Regions from separate parts of the Homo sapiens genome. Here region 1 is linked to region 2. Evidence: read pairs that join two places in POLR2A ChIA-PET (ENCODE). Cell type or tissue: OCI-LY7. All regions are shown on one strand. Links, peaks and the distances in the headings refer to the core of each region. The heading gives the core; the rest is flanking DNA. Region 1 has its middle 39 kb from the start of LINC03139. Region 2 overlaps PSAP (prosaposin).

Region 1 (12,309 bases), core at 3,785-7,784, 76 kb after region 2:
AGACAGAAATACAGTTACAATTAAGCATTAATCAGGCTACACTTTCGCCCACTTCCTTGTTTCTAGAAGTCAGCATGAGATCCTGACCGATTGCATCCCCATTGTTCCCATAGACAGGGTCTCTGACATAAGAATCATAAGGCTTTTCTTGAAGGATCACTTCAGATGTTTTTCAGACGCCAAATTCCAGCAGCCAGTTTGGACACTCCCACAGAGGAATGGGATCAGCATGGGAATACAGCTGCTTCCTCTCCCAGTCCCATGACTTCACCCTGCACTTTTCCACCAATCAGTGATCTCCACACTTCAGCCCACTCCAAAACCCTTAGGAACCCTAGCCCCAGGCTCCTCAGGGAGATGGATTTGAGGTTCTCTCCCATTTCTTTGTTTGGTGACCCTACGATTAAACCTCTTTCTCTTCTGCAGCCTGGGGTCTTGTATTGACATGCTGTGTGCTTTGGGCAATGAACTTCTCACAGTTATACTGAGGTCACAGGCATGAGCCACTGTGCCCAGCCCTCTTTCAATAGTTTTTTTTTTTTTTTTTTTTTTTGGAGGCGGAGTCTCGCTCTGTTGCCCAGGCTGGAGTGCAGGGGTGCAATCTCGGCTCACTGCAACCTCTGCCTCCTGGGTTCAAGCGATTCTCCTGCCTCAGCCTTCAGAGTAGCTGGGATTACAGGCACGCACCACCACGCCTGGCTAATTTTTGTATTTTCAGTAGAGACAGGGTTTCACCATGTTGGCCAGACTGATCTCGAACTCCTGACCTTAGGTGATCTGCTTGCCTTGGCCTCCCAAAGTGCTGGGATTACAGGTGTGAACCACTGTGCCCAGCCCAGTAGATTTTTTTTTTTTTTTTTTTTTTTTGAGACGGAGTCTCGCTCTGTCGCCCAGGCTGGAGTGCAGTGGTGGGATCTCGGCTCACTGCAAGCTCCGCCTCCCGGGTTCACGCCATTCTCCTGCCTCAGCCTCCCAAGTAGCTGGGACTACAGGCGCCCGCCACTACGCCCAGCTAATTTTTTGTATTTTTAGTAGAGACGGGGTTTCACCGTTTTAGCCGGGATGGTCTCGATCTCCTGACCTCGTGATCGGCCCGCCTCGGCCTCCCAAAGTGCTGGGATTACAGGCGTGAGCCACCGCGCCCGGCCTAGATTTTTTTATTTCAGAATTGTATCTGGCTATTCCAGGATTTCCATGGGCTTCTTAATTCCCCTGGTCTCCTGAGAGTCTCGCCCAGCACACGTGCAGGTCAGGAGTTGGCAAAGAATCTTAGGGTGTTCTTAGGCAGATGTTGCTCTCCCCCTCCCCAACCCCAATCATGGCTCCTACTCTGCTGGGATTTCCTCCCTCCATCCCTAGCTGCTGGACCTGCCCTTAACTCCTGTTACCACTAGGGATGTCTCTGAGTCACATGGCACCAGAGTAGTTTAGAGGCAGTGAATCTGTATGGTCATCTGCACAGGTCTGCAGCAACCTCAATCCTTGCCTCCTCAGAAGACAGAATTCAACCAAAGGGCATAAGGCAGAGTGAGAGACCAAGGCATGTTTTAGAGCAGGATCAAAAGTTTATTAAAAAATTTTAGAGCAGGAATGAAAGGAAGTAAAGTACACTTGGAAGAGGGCCAAGCAGGCAACTTGAGAGAGTCAAGTGCACGGCTCAACCTCTGACTTGGGATTTTGTATGTTGGCACGCTTCCGCGGTTTTGCATTATTTCTCCCCTGATTCTTCCCTTGGGGTGGGCTGTCTGCATGCACAGTGGGATGACAGCACTTGGGAGGGAGCATGCTCAGTGTGTGTACTGAAGTTGGGCACATGCTCACTTGAGGCATTCTTCCCTTACCAGTGAGTGTTCCTAGAGGAAGGTTACATGCCAGTTAAACTCCACCATTTTGCCTCTTAGTGCGCATGCTGGAGCCCACTCACCTAACTCCTGAGATCTTACCCAGAAGCTGCTTCAGGTGTTTCTATCTATTAGGAGACTGCCTTTCCCTGGCACTGGCTGCAACCACTTATTATTTTAGAGAGACAGTTAACAACCGCCTGACCATCACCTGATGGTTGCCTGACATTCCTGGTGTTGGGGGGCCCTGTTGATGTCTCGCTAACTATCTACTGTAACACTCTGACCTCTGATCCCTGAAGCCAGTGTCCAGTGGCTTTCATCCTCTGGATACCAGAGGGAAAACTGGAGAAACATGGATGTCAGCCCACGACCCCCTTCTTTCAAGAGTCACATCCACTCCACTCTCCTGCTCTGTGCTGTTCTCCAATGCCTTCAAAGGGTTGTTTTTTTCTATTGCATCCAGAGCTGTAATTGTTTTTGTTGTTGTTGTTGTTTTTGAGATGGAGTTTCACTCTTGTTGCCCAGGCTGGAGTGCAATGGCGCGATTTTGGCTCACTGCAACCTCTGCCTCCCAGGTTCAAGCAATTCTCCTGCCTCAGCCTTCTGAGTAGCTGGGATTACAGGCATGCACCACCATGCCCGGCTAATTTTTCGTATTTTTAGTAGAGATGGGGTTTCTCCATGTTGGTCAGGTTGGTCTCAAACTCCTGACCTCAGGTGATCCACCCACCTCGGGCTCCCAAAGTGCTGGGATTACAGGTGTGAGCCACCGCACCCGGCCCCAAAGCTGTAATTGTTATTGCCAGATTTGTCCATCTGCCAATGGCAGATAAATGACTCTGCCACTCCTGGGAGCCAGAAGTTAGTCTTGCCCTTGTGTGATCATCTTCCCAGGTATTGACCATGTGACATATGCACATGGTTTCACACAAATGGAGCCATACAGCTCATGTGGCTTTATAGTGCGTATTTTCCCTCAGCAATACATGGATGTCTTTCAGGGTCCAGGTTTATAGATCTACATTGTCCTTTTTAATAGCTACATAGTTTTCCATAGATAATTTATTTTCATAGTTCCAGTTCAGTACACAAACAATACCGTGTAAAACACTTTGTGCAGTTCTTTTTTTATTACTTATTTATTTATTAATAGAGACAGGGTCTCACTATCTTGTCCAGGCTGGTCTTGAACTCCTGGCCTTGGGCAATCCTCCCACCTCAGCCTCCCAAAGTGCTGGGAATACAGACATGAGCCACCATGCCCAGCCCCTTTGTGCATCTTTGTGCACTTCACCAGTTATCTCTGAGGACAAATTTCTAGAAATGAAATTGCTGTGTCCAAGGCATGCCTCCATGACACCCCGTCAACTTTTTGAGAGTCTTTTGAGACCCTCTTCAGTAAGCAAAAGAAAAACATAAATATTTTCTACCCACCTCTGGCCCCAGTCACCCAATTCCCCTTCCTGGAAGCAACTAGCATATTAATTTCTATATAATTCTTCTGGGCATAATCCATGCTTCTATATAAAAAGATAGTAATATATTTCTCCCAATCCATTTCACACAATGGTAGCCAGCTCTGAACACAATTCTGCCCTTCTGGCACATTCTACTTGTTTTGTTTCAGACACAGGGTATCTCTGTCACCCAGACTAGAGTGCAGTGACGTGATCTCGGCTCACCTCAGCCTCGACCTCCCAGGCTCAAGCGATCCTCCTACCTCAGCCTTCCAAGTACAAACTACAAACAGGAGCCACCACATCTGGTTAATGTTTTTTCGTGTAGAGAGGGGGTCTCCCTCTGTTGCCACCTCCTAAAATGCTAGGACTACAGGCGCGAGCCACCATGCCTGGCCCTTCTAGCACACTTTAATTTTTTTTTTCCTGGTATTTTCACAAAGATGGAATGGCATATTTTAAAAGTAAAGATACTAAGAATAAAACACAATATTGTAAGCTTTATAAATGGGCCCCAAAATATTTTCCCAAGATGTTTTTTAATTAGTCCCCAAAGATGGAAGAAAAGAGAAGTAACTAATGTTAACATGTTATATCCTCTATCTTTGATTGTCTGTGGACAAGTGACTGTCAATGGCAGAGACGCAGGACAGAGGGAGAGGCGTGACCCTGCCACCCATGTCCTGCTAAGGCCACGTCTGTAGCCAGCCCTGTTCTCCAAGAGGAGATGCCCCTTCACCTCCCAACCTTGGCCAGGGCTTATTTTTATCCACCCCAATCACCAGCTAGCCTGGCAGCCCTATAATTTGGGAGTCTGGCCACCCCTGTACTATATAATTCCCTGGCAGACCTTCAGACCTTAGGTTGGCCCCTTTGACTTGCATTTTGGTGATGCTCTGTGGCCAGAAGTCTCTTCGGCAAATTAGGGGTCAGAACTTGGTGCAGTGGAGTCAAAATGGGGGAGGGAGTCTGGGGCCTTTGGATTTTTTGCAATCGTCTCACTTCCACCATCAAATTGCATCTGGCCGTCCTGGAAATATGAGTGTACCACCACTTCTCAAAGGAGACCAGTTGGTGCTGAGAGTGGGGCTTGCTATAAAAAGGTGAGGCCGGATCAGGCGTGGTGGCCTGTAATCCTAGTACTTTGGGAGGCCAAGACAGGTGAATTACTGGAGGTCAAGAGTTCGAGACCAGCCTGACCAACATGGAGGAACCCTGTCTCTACTAAAAATATGAAAATTAGCCGGGCATGGTGGCACACACCTGTAATCCCAGGAACTCAGGAGGCTGAGGCAGGAGAGCCACTTGAACCAGGGAGATGGAGGTTGCAGTAAGCCAAGATCGTACCACTGCACTCCAGCCTGGGTGACAGAGCAAGACTCTGTCTCAAAAAAAAAAAAAAAAAACCTGAGGCTGGAGGAGCAGCATGGGGGGCCGGTGGCTCAGGTGCTGAGGCAGCCTTCAGTAAAGCCCATCCCTGTTTCTTGGGCACCATCACTTTAGAGAGGCAGAATTCCTCTGCAGCCTGTCTTAGATTGATCATGTGGCTACATGCTGTCATGCCTCAAGGAAGACACTAGGGGTCCTTTATATGCCTGTCAAGGTTGTTTCACTAAAACTCAGCTTCCATCCTACCTCTCCTCCAGAATCCACAAAATAAAGCCCTAGCTCCTTAGGAAGAAGGGAATCTAGTATGTGTTAAATTGAAATGGAGGTCAGGCCTGAAGAATCCCCGAGCAGATAAAACCAGTTCGGCATCATAAATGATCTAAGCCTTGCTTGATTTACAAACATAAGTAAAACTGAACTTAAGCTATTTCTTGTAAATGCTTATATTAAAGAAAAACAGAAGTTGAACTTAACCAATCAGAAGCAGCCAACAAGCTTATAAGGCTGAGGCAGACGGATCACCTGAGGTCAGGAGTTCAAGAACAACCTGGCTAACATGGTGAAACCCTGTCTCTACTAAAAATACAAAATTAGCCGGGTGTGATGGTGCATGCCTGTAATCCCAGCCCCTACCTGGGAGGCTGAGGTAGGAGAACTGCTTGAACCCAGGAGGCAGAATTTTCAGTGAGCCGAGATCATACCACTGCACTTCAGCCTGGGCAACAGAACTTGACTCTGTCTCAAAAAAAAAAAAAAAAAAAAGGAAAAAAAAGAAAGTGACATTCTTTACTTACCACAGGTCAGGAACCCTGCAAATGGACTGTGTAGACAAGATATGAGGCCAGTTTTCCCAAGGGGCTTTTATTGACTTTATAAGTCAAATTTGATTCCTTAAAGGAAAGCACACCATTCCAGTCAAAGCCTTGGTAAAATAATCAATTTATCAAATTGTGTCCTGTTGCAAAAGAAAACAGATTCTTATTGCACTTGTGTAAATTACTATTTTGCCATAAATTAAGAATACTCACAAATAGCTTCCAAATTTTGGAGAAATCAGGTATGTTCCAAATTTTGTTCACAGGGATATATTTTATTCAATTGCTACAAGCTGTAAATAGCTTAAAAGTTTTCTTGACTCTGAAAAATAAAACAAAGGATCAGCAATGTTTTAACCAAAAAGTCAGAAAGATTATTCCATGCTATTAACTCCTGTTCTGCTTGGTATTCATGAACATTTCAGCTGTACATGAGAGTCCTGAATGTTTTTTCTCTATTCTAATGTCACAGTCTCCAAAGTTATCAGAAATCTGCATTCAAGAGCACCTGTTAAGAGTTCTATAGTTGATTATAAAACTACCTTTTGAAGAGGATTGAAACAAGACAGCAATTGTCTGTGAATGACAAAAGGTCTTTGGGCCTCCATTAAAGCCACAATTGACTAGGAATTTTGGTTATTTCTGTGGCATACAACAATTTACTTAACAATTATAACTACTAATAACATACACTAAGTTGTACAAGAATTATAGAGTTTCCTGTAATTTTGGAACACATACCAATTACATATTTATACAAATACAGCACAAAGAAAACCAAACACCATTTCATATTTGACAATGCTTCCTATATGATTTTTATACCAAATAAGCCAAATTTCACTGTTGCATTATTGACGTTAAACCCAATTCTTAACAAAACCTTATAGACAAATGTATTTCATGTTAATAAGTTTGACCATAAGGTTAAGATTCTCATAAATCTTTTTTTATAACCTTTACAATTTTTGTTAAAGAGTAGGTCTGCTCTAAGAGAGACCTGTTCTGCTTTTATTCCAATGCTCAATTTACAGAAAAACCGAATAATACCCCTTTAACCTTAGCCAATATGTTCACATGCAGAATTTCTTTTACAAGATTAACTTTTCACAAACCTTCCACAACTTGCTTAAACTTTCAGCTTTATCTTATCTAACTTAATGTTTTAATCCTTTAGGCAAAGCCAAAAAAAATTCCCATGACTTCTTATAATCTTTTACCAAAACACATTTCACTTTCTTTATATACCTTGCATGTAAAACTGTTTCTTCAGTAGTCTCAATTACATGTTACATTTTTATGTACTAGGTGTGAAGCCTAAGACATCAGACAGAAGTGCAGGTAAGGGCTGACTCTTTCCAGCATCACAGGGGGCATGGTTATCCACATGTCCCCAAGCCTTTCTAGAATCTAATGCTCCAAAGTAGGTAAATTGAACAATTTTTAAAAGTCAAAGAAGCAATTTATGACCTTAAAGCATTTAGCAAACCTAATATCTGACCTGCCTAATTTAGATCAAATGTCTAAATTTTCAAGACACTTTTATTTTACCAATAATCTTTTTTTGTTTGTTTTTGAGACGGAGTTTTGCTCTTGCTGCCCAGGCTGGAGAGCAATGGCACAATCTCGGCTCACCACAACCTCCACCTCCCAGATTCAATTGATTCTTCTACCTCAGCCTCCCGAGTAGCTGGGATTACAGGCATGCGCCACTATGCCTGGCTAATTTTTTGTATTTTCAGCAGAGACAGGGTTTGTCCATGTTGGTCAGGCTGGTCTCAAATTCCCAACCTCAGGTGATCTGCCTGCCTCAGCCTCCCAAAGTGCTGGGATTACAGGCGTGAGCCACCATACCCATCTACCAATAATCTTTAAAACTGTCTGTATTTCCCAAAAATTACTTAAGTCATGTGAACCAAAAGGCATTACACTTTTTATTTTTCTGATTAAATGTTTGATTTAAGCTCTTTTTATTATTATTATTATTATATTTTTTGAGATGGAGTCTCACTCTGTCGCCCAGGCTGGAGTGCAGTGGCATGATCTCAGCTCACTGCAACCTCCACCTCCTGGGTGTACGCCATTCTCCTGCCTCAGCCTCCCGAGTAGCTGGGACTATAGGCACCCGCCACCACACCTGGCTAATTTTGTATTTTTAGTAGAGATGGGGTTTCACCATGTTAACCAGGTTGGTCTTGATCTCCTGACCTCGGGGCCTCCCAAAGTGTTGGGATTACAGGCGTAAGCCACCGTGCCCGGCCCTTTTTTTTTTTTTTTTTTTTTTTAATTACTGGCTTAGGTTTGAGCAATGATCATTTTAAATTAAATTCCCATTCCCTGGATGGTGGAGACCAAGAGGAAGTTCCGCCACGTGTTTACAAGGTCAAGCTCCCAAGGACATTTTTCAACATGTGGTCTCTGGGCAAGATGGTCGCCCTGAGTAACAGAAAAGATAAGAAAGGGAAAGGAGAGAAAGAGAGAGAGAAAAGCATTGCCTGCAGCAGGGTGGGGAAGGCAAGGTGCTCAGGGAAGCCAGAGAAAGACCCACCCATCGCCTCAATGCTGAATTAAAAGTTCAGGCAGCCACTTGTCAGTTGCAAAGGGATCTTTTCCAGCAGTCCCATCAGCTCTCAAGTTTCCCCTTCTAGGGAGGAAAACACTCCCCATGTTCCATATCCCTGTACATGCCTAATCCTGTCACCAACAGCCCTCAGCAAAGAGTGCAAGGCAGATTAATTCAAAGACAATAGCAGTTAACATCCTATAGTGCCAAACCCATTCTTTGCTGAGAGCGACTTTACTGAGGTGGGGGGCCTCTAACTCCCTAAACTTTAGGAAGGCTTTAACCTTCCTGAGTTGAGACTTGAACCCAAGTTCAATCAAGCGTCCTTACTTTTTTTTTTTTTTTTTTTTTAGGCAGAGTCTCGCTCTGTTGCCAGGCTGTAGTGCAGTGGTATGATCTCGGCTCACTGCAAGCTCCGCCTCCCAGGTTCATGCCATTCTCCTGCCTCTTACCTTTCATTAAGAGGAAGCTTTAAACTTCTCTGTCTTAGGAGAGACTCTAACTCCCCTAAGTTGGGCCTCTAACCCAATCCCATCCTTTATCCAGGTAAATGCATCCCACTTATCTAAAGTCAACCAATCAGTGCTATAGTCTATTTTCTTTGGGTTGGGGGTTTCCTCAGTATTGTCCCTTCCGTGGTTCACCTGAAAGATGTTACCAGAAAGGGGTCCCAATCCAGACCACAAGAGAAGGTTCTTTTTTTTTTTGAAATGTAGTCTCACTCTTGTCACCTAGGCTGAAGTGCAATCGCATGATCTCAGCTCATTGCAATCTCAACCTTCCAGGTTCAAGTGATTCTCCTGCATCAGCCTCCAGAGTAGTTGGGATTACAGGCACCTACCACCAAGCCTAACTAATTTTTGTATTTTTAGTAGAGACGGAGTTTCATCATTTTAGTCAGGCTGATCTTGAACTCCTGACCTCAGGTGATCCACCCACCTCAGCCTCCCGAAGTGCTGTGATTACAGGCATGAGCCACCGTGCCCAGCCAGGTTCTTGGATCTTGCACAAGAAAGAATTCAAGGCGAGTCCATAAAGTGAAAGCAAGTTTATTAAGAAAGTAAAGGAATAAAGAGTGACTACTCCATAGGCAGAGCAGGCAGCCCCGAATTCTATCCCTTGACAGCATTAACCTCTACCTCCTGGAGTGTCATTTGCTTTCCATTCTGTTATCAGATCCTGGCCTGTTTCTCCCTAGAGTATAAGCCCCTTGGGAACAGGGACTTAGTCTGCTTTGATCGCAGCTGAATCTCAGCACCTAGAGCAGGGATGGCATGTTGAGGGCAATCAGCTGGTTTCACGGAACAAATTCAGGGGCAAAGTCCGGATCCGAACCCAGGTCTTGTAACCACCCAATGGGTTCACCTTGCCCGCTGCCTAGACAGACAGAGCCGATTCATCAAGACAGAGGAATTGCAATAAAGAGTGATTCACTCAGAGCTAGCTGTGCAGGAGACTGGAGTTTTATTATTACTCAAATCAGTCTCCCTGAGCATAACAGGATCAGTTTTTAAGGACAACTTGGTGGGTGGTGGGAAGCCAGTGAGCTAGGAGTGCTGATTGGTCAGGTCAGAGATAAAATTGTAGGGAGTCGAAGCTGTCCTCCTGTGCTGAGTCAGTTCCTGGGTGGGGGCCACAAGATCAGATGAGCCAGTTTATGGATCTGCATGGTGTCAGCTGATCCATCAAGTGCAGGGTCTACAACATATCCAAGCACTGAGGTTAGGAGCAGTTTAGGGAGGGTCAGAATCTTGTAGCCTCCAGCTGCATGACTTCTAAACTATAATTTCTAATCTTGTGGCTAATTTATTAGTCCTTACAAAGGCAGTCTTGTCCCCGGGCAAGAAGGAAGTTTGTTTTGGTAAAGGGCTGTTATTGTCTTTGTTTTAAACCATAAACTATAAACTAAGTTCCTCCCAAAGTTAGTTCAGTCAACGCCCAGGAATGAATGAGGACAGCTTAGAGGTTAGAAGCAAGATAGAGTAGGTTAGGTTAGATCTTCACTGTCTGTCATAATTTTGCAAAGGCAGTTTCAGTTTGCCTGATGCTAAATGGTTGCTTTTTCCATCTGCCATCCTACTACAGGGGCATAATGAGATTATGTGATGGAAGGAGGCTGCAGAGTTAGCTCCAGCTGCGCTCAGGATTTCAACCCAGGTCCTCCAGTCCCAGGCTGTCCTGGTGGAGTCCCTAGTGGGTGGGGCTGCAAAAGAGTTTGCCAAACACCCACGATCCTTCCTCCTACCTCTTGCCTGGAGAGTTTAAGCAAGGGGATTTGAGGGAATGGTAGACATCTGGGATATTTCTGAGCATGGCAGCAAAACCCATTCAAAGTTCTCCAGCAGGGTAAGGGTTACTAATGTGGCCGGCCCCTGTATGAAACCCTTGGCCAGCTTGGACTAAAGGCCAGTATCCAGTGCCAGGCCTGCAGTCACAGTCAGATGGGTCTGTGTGTTCCTCACCAGCACAAAGCGGATTCTGGTCACCATGGAAACTGGGCCCCTGGGCTTCCTTCTAAGGACATCTTTGGACAGCATCCAACCAGCCCCTCCTGCCCAAGCTGGCCCTGAGGAGAGGCTCAGAGTGGCCTGGGGTATCCAGGATTGCAGGGCTGACCTGTTGACTCAGTTTCTGATCAGGATTCCAAGAAAGGAGAGATTGCCAGGATTAGCACATTTGGCAGGGGGTTGTGGGTGGCTGGAACCCTGTGCTCAAGACTGGAAAATAGGCGACTGCAGAGTCACTGATTCCAGAGCTACAAGGGACCTTCAGCATCAACTCATCCAATGTCTTTGTTGTCCAGATGGGGAGACTGAGGCCCAGAGAGGGGAAGCAACTTGCCCAAGGTCATGCAGGGTGTGAGTGTCAGAGTGGAAATGGTTTTAGGTTGGATTCCCTGAAGCAAGGCCCTGAGTCTAGGATTTGTGTGAAAGTGATTATTTGGAATTCTTTGGGAGTAGGGAGAGATGGAGGCCAAACAAAGGGGTAATGTCAAGTCATGTACCACAGGTGGGGAGGTGGGGGGTACCCAGTCCTGGAGAGAGCTCAGCTGTGGAGGCAACGTGGGTCACACCTATGAAGTTGTCAGAACAGTCACTACCTTTTTTTTTTTTTTTTTTTTTTGAGACAGAGTCTCACTCTTGTCGCCCAGGCTGGAGTGCAATGGCGCGATCTCGGCTCAGTGCAACCTCTGCCTCCCGGGTTTAAGCAATTCTCCTGCCTCAGCCTCCTGAGTAGCCGGGATTACAGGCGCCCAGCACCACGCCCAGCTAAGTTTTGTAGTTTTAGTAGAGACGAGATTTCACCATGTTGGCCAGGCTGGTCTCGAACTCCTGACCTCAGGTGATCCCTCCACCCCGGCCTCCCAAAGTGCTGGGATTACAGTCGTGAGCCATGGTGCCTGGCCGAACAGTCACTAACACTAAAAAAGAAAAAAAAAAAAAAAAAACCTGACAAATAGAGCCAGAGAAGGCCATGAAGAGATGGTTCTCATGCTTGTATGCCTGATAACAAAAATTATCACAAAAGACTGCAAAACCACAGCCTTGCAGAAAGGCCAATCACAACCTTACACAAAAAGTCTTTCTGCAAGGACATCTGCCTGGCAACTGCCTGTCCAAACTTGAACTGGCGTCACCATGTTACTGATCTTTGTAGCCAAGGATAATTATTTCAAGACCATTATGTAATCCTCCTCATTTTTCCCTTAGAAACCTCTGTCTTCTTTTACCTCCCTGAATACCCGCATAGTTTACTATGGCTGCATATTCCCAAAGCAATGCTCCATTTCCAAATATATTCCTTTTCTTTTGGAGAGCATCTCTCCGTTATTTAGGTTGACACATCTCAAAGTTATCCTGATCAGGTGACAAGGGAGCTGGAAATTCTATGGCTCCCCACTTGCCAGCTGTTGACAAAAATCTGCCCCAGGAGAGCGTGAATTCCCAGGTACTTCCAGGGCTCCCTCCTGAGCACGGGCCAGGCAGGTGATGCAGCCCAGGACAGTCCTTCAACAAAGAGACGCAGACGCTGGCTGTAGGGGGTGGAGCACACTGGGAGAGGGTGGCCCAGAAGTGAAGGGAGCAGGAAGGAAAGATCTCATCTGCTCCAGAGTTCACCAGGTTCTCTCTCATTGTACGGAGGAGGAAACTGATGCTCAGAGAAGGCAAGTCACTTGCTTAAGGTCACACAGTTAGTTAATAGAAGAGGCAGGCCTGGGACCAACTCCCCTGGCTCCAAGT
Region 2 (4,000 bases), core at 1-4,000:
CCTTCTCTGAGGCAGTATGCTGAACTCCAAAAAAGTTCTTAGAATGTTTGACCTCCTAAAGATTTCCAATTAAATGTGTCATAAAGACATGAACAGCACTCGGGGCAAATTGAGCACTTCACTTCTTAGTTCAAGGGCCTGGCAAGACAGCTTGGAACAACGGGCTCTTTTTTTTTTCTTTTGAGACAGAGTCTTGCTCTTGTCGCCCAGGCTGGAGTGCAGTGGCACGATCTCGGCTTACTGCAGCCTCCACTTCCCGGGTTCAAGCGATTCTCCTGCCTCAGCCTCCCAACTAGCTGAGATTATAGGCGCCTGCCACCATGCCCAGCTAATTTTTGTATTTTTAGTAGAGACAGGGTTTTGCCGTGTTGGCCAGGCTGGTTTCGAACTCCTGACCTCGTGATCCACCCGCCTCGGCCTCCCAAAGTGCTAGGATTACAAGCGTGAGCCACCATGCTTGGCCCCACAATGGGACTTTTTTAAAGACATAGATTTCAGGGCCATGTGCGGTGGCTCATGCCTGTAACCCCAGTACTTTGGGAAGCTGAGGCAGGAGAATCATTTTGAGCTCACAAATCAAGACCAGCCTGGCAACACGACAAAACCCCATTTCTACAAAAAATACAAAAATTAGCTGGGTGTGGTGGCAGGTGCCTGTAATCCCAGCTACTCAGGAGGCTGAGGCAGGAGAATCGCTTGAACTCAGGAGGCAGAGGTTGTAGTAAGCCGAGATCACGCCACTGCACTCCTGCCTGGGCGACAGAGCGAGACTCCATCAAAAATAAGAAAAACAAATAAGCCATTATTATTCTATGTATTTGTTGTTTACAGTCAAACCTAAGCCCAACTAATATACATACTTAATCAACGACCTCGCTTACAGAAAGGTCTCCCAACAAGTGTTTCCTGGCTTACCCCAGTGAGGATACCGAAAAGCCCAGTACACAACATAATCACCAAAGATTTTCTGAAGCAATCTTAAAATGACAGGACAACATTTCCTAGAATGTGATAAAACAATCAGTCTCATTATTTTAGCCATACAACATATGCTTTTCCTTTTAAATATTTTAGTAACATGCTAAGTACAATTTGAATCTAGCTACCAGAAAAAAAAAAAAGAGGTAACAGAAAATGCATGCAGCCTCCCAGTGCTGACAATCAGAGCCTACATTCCACAGGGCAGCAGATCTGCTGCCTGGGTAAGGCGGCACCATGGCAACAGGCAGGTTGCTAGGAAACCAAGAGAGGATAACCCCTGGAGGAGCGGCTTCTACCGCAGGGCATTTCTCAGAGGAATTCATGCACTTCCATCCCCTAAGAGCAGGAGATAATGCAATGCACTCAACACTAGCTACTCAAACAGCTATTGCCACAAATATCTTCTATGGCAAAGAGCACTTGTCTCTTCCTCATAGATAATCCTGCCTTTGGAAAACAGTCTGCAGAGCAGAATAAAAACACAGCTCACTGAATCATTCAGAATAGTATACGCTCAGAGGTAGTCTCCCTTGATTTGGAGGAGTTAAGGTCCAAGAGTCCTCATATCACATAAGAAATCAGTGGCAATAAAGCTCTTAAGCTCACTAGGCTGACATCCCATCACCTCTGGCCTCAAAGTGTTAAGACAAAGGTCCTTTCTTCCCTGCTTCTCCTCTGCTGCTACAGCCTCGCTTCTTAATTTTCCTTACAAGCCAGATGATTCCAGGGCAGGACATTATCTACACGGAGAAGGCAACAGAGTCCTCAGGGAAATTACCTTGTGCAGTAATGACTGAGGCTGGGGACAAGAATGCAATCTTCTCAGATTGTATGCAATGGAGGCTTAATTAATTTGGGGACAATTCCTAACTAGTTCATTCAAGGGTACTGTAGTCCAATAAAAACTCCTAACAAAGCTTTTCTTCCAAAGCATCAACATATCAGGTGATGATCAAAGAAGAACTTAGATCACCTTAGATAAGATTACATGGTAATCCATGACTGAAAAACTAGCCCTTGGCAGGACTATCCAGATTCCAGCCAAGTGAGCAAGTGGAGGCAGGGGTCAGAGGCGGGCTCTGCATGGCTCCCCATCCTCGAGAAAGCTCCACTGCAGATCCAGCATGCTGCACCGCAGTTGGCACAGGCACCCACACAAACTGGTGCTGGCTCCCACACTGAGCATTGCTGACCAGCTGCGTGGTCTCTGCACATTTGCAGAAGATAATCATATGCTGAAAAAGGTTTCATGCAAACCTCATTAAAGAAATTCAGTATTCTGAACCTGTCTCATCTACTGTTTACTAACTTAAAAGTTCCAGATATATGTGAGTCTACTATAAATGTCACTTTTGGCTTCCTTCAGTTAGTACTTTATAGGAATACTGCCTTCACTTGAAATCTAAAATGTTCAGACCACAGCATGGGTCACGGGAGGATATCAGACTGGCCCAGAATTCCGATTCAGTTGCTTTCACCACAGAGGGCTGTTATGAGAATTAAATGAATTAATGTTCAATAAAAAGCAAAACGGGCCAGGCACAGTGGCTCCCATCTGTAATCCAAGCACCGTGGGAGGCAGAGGCAGGCAGATCACCTAAGCCCTGGAGTTCAAGACCAGCCTGGGCAACATAGTGAAACCCCATTTCTACTAAAAATACAAAAAATGGCCAGGTGCAGTGGCTCACGCCTGTAATTCCAGCACTTTGGGAGGCCGAGGCGAGTGGATTACTTGAGGTCAGGAGTTCGAGACCAGCCTGGCCAACACAGTGAAACCTGGTCTCTACTACATATATATATATTAGCCAGGCATGGTGGCACACACCTGTGGTCCCAGCTACTCAAGAGGCTGAGGCAGGAGAATCACTTGAACCTGCAAGGCAGAGGTTGCAGTGAGCCGAGATCAAGCCACTGCACTCCAACCTGGGTGACAGAGTGAGACTCCGTCTTAAAAAAAAAAAAAAAGCAGAACATCTCCGCATGGGTTAGCTATTATAATTTCTGTAGTTTCTGCAAATCATCTAAACCAGTGGTTCTCAAAGTGTGGTCCAAAACGCCGAGCATCCCAGGGACTCTTTCAGGGGGTGAGGGCAAAATCCTCATGATAAAACCAAGACATCAGTTGCCATTTTGCTCATTCACAAAAGTCCAGTTGAGTTTCTGCGGAGGCATGTGACATGACATTGCAACAGACTGAATGCCCAAGCAGCTAATAATCCAGCCAGGTGTTAAAAGGATTGCAAAAATGTAAAACAGGCTGCTCACTAAATATTTGTGTTTTGGAAAATATTTTTTCATTAAAAATATAATACATACAATAAATATATATATGTTAACATGTAATGGTTTATCAATATTTCAAAGCATTAATTTTTAAACACTGACAGTTTAACTTATAAGATGTTAAATATTGATAGATACAGCCCACGTAAACACAAGCTCTTTGGGGTCCTCAATAACTAATTAGTATATAGGGATCCTGCAACCAAAAGTTTGAGAGCCTCCAAGCTAAACATCTGGAGAACAACCAACTTCTGAAACCAAAAGTGGGAGGGATAATTTCCTCAACTTATAGCTGCTTCCCTTTTCAGATTTACCTCAAATCAGAGCCACCATGAACATCTAAATTATATTAGACTTCCCTGTACCTATCACCTACATAGAACCCTCCCCAAAAGGTGTGGGAGGGGCAGGTCCCAAACTATCATCAACTATTATAAAAGTCAACACTTCATTTGCGCCCAAAGTCACTCTTAATTTCATAACTCCTAAAAACAATTTCTTAAAATTAATTTCAGAAAAATAAAAGATAATATTCTATCTAATCATGACAAAGACTCGGCACTATGAAGCAATGAAGTTTCAGGCACACTAGCCTACACTTCCACAGCTGAAGTCTACCTGGCTACACCTCCTGGCACTCATCAATGCTAAGCACCTGTTATGTGCCAAAACTGCCGCACATGCTGCAGACACAGCAAGCGATCAAGACAACACACACATCACAACGCCAGGTAGC

The links. ChIA-PET counts read pairs that join two places held together with the same protein. Peaks named below come from ENCODE experiments on the same cell type or tissue, not always from the same donor. Only the 100,000 strongest peaks of a DNase experiment are listed, where the experiment ranks them.
Region 1: POLR2A ChIA-PET joins it to region 2 with 9 read pairs; 4 of 35 experiments call an interaction of 5 or more read pairs at or near these places.

Annotation. Positions count from the first base shown.
Region 1 is chr10:71,911,255-71,923,563 of GRCh38, forward strand. No RefSeq gene overlaps it. Among named protein-coding and RNA genes, the nearest start is that of LINC03139, 39 kb to the left of the region's middle. In OCI-LY7, for the core only: CTCF peaks have their summits at 4,919 and 5,119; a DNase peak (open chromatin) is centred at 5,747.
Region 2 is chr10:71,839,075-71,843,074 of GRCh38, forward strand. All of the region lies in intron 1 of PSAP (prosaposin), which reads right to left. Among named protein-coding and RNA genes, the nearest start is that of PSAP, 10 kb to the right of the region's middle. In OCI-LY7, for the core only: no CTCF peak of the experiment used is centred there; no DNase peak of the experiment used is centred there.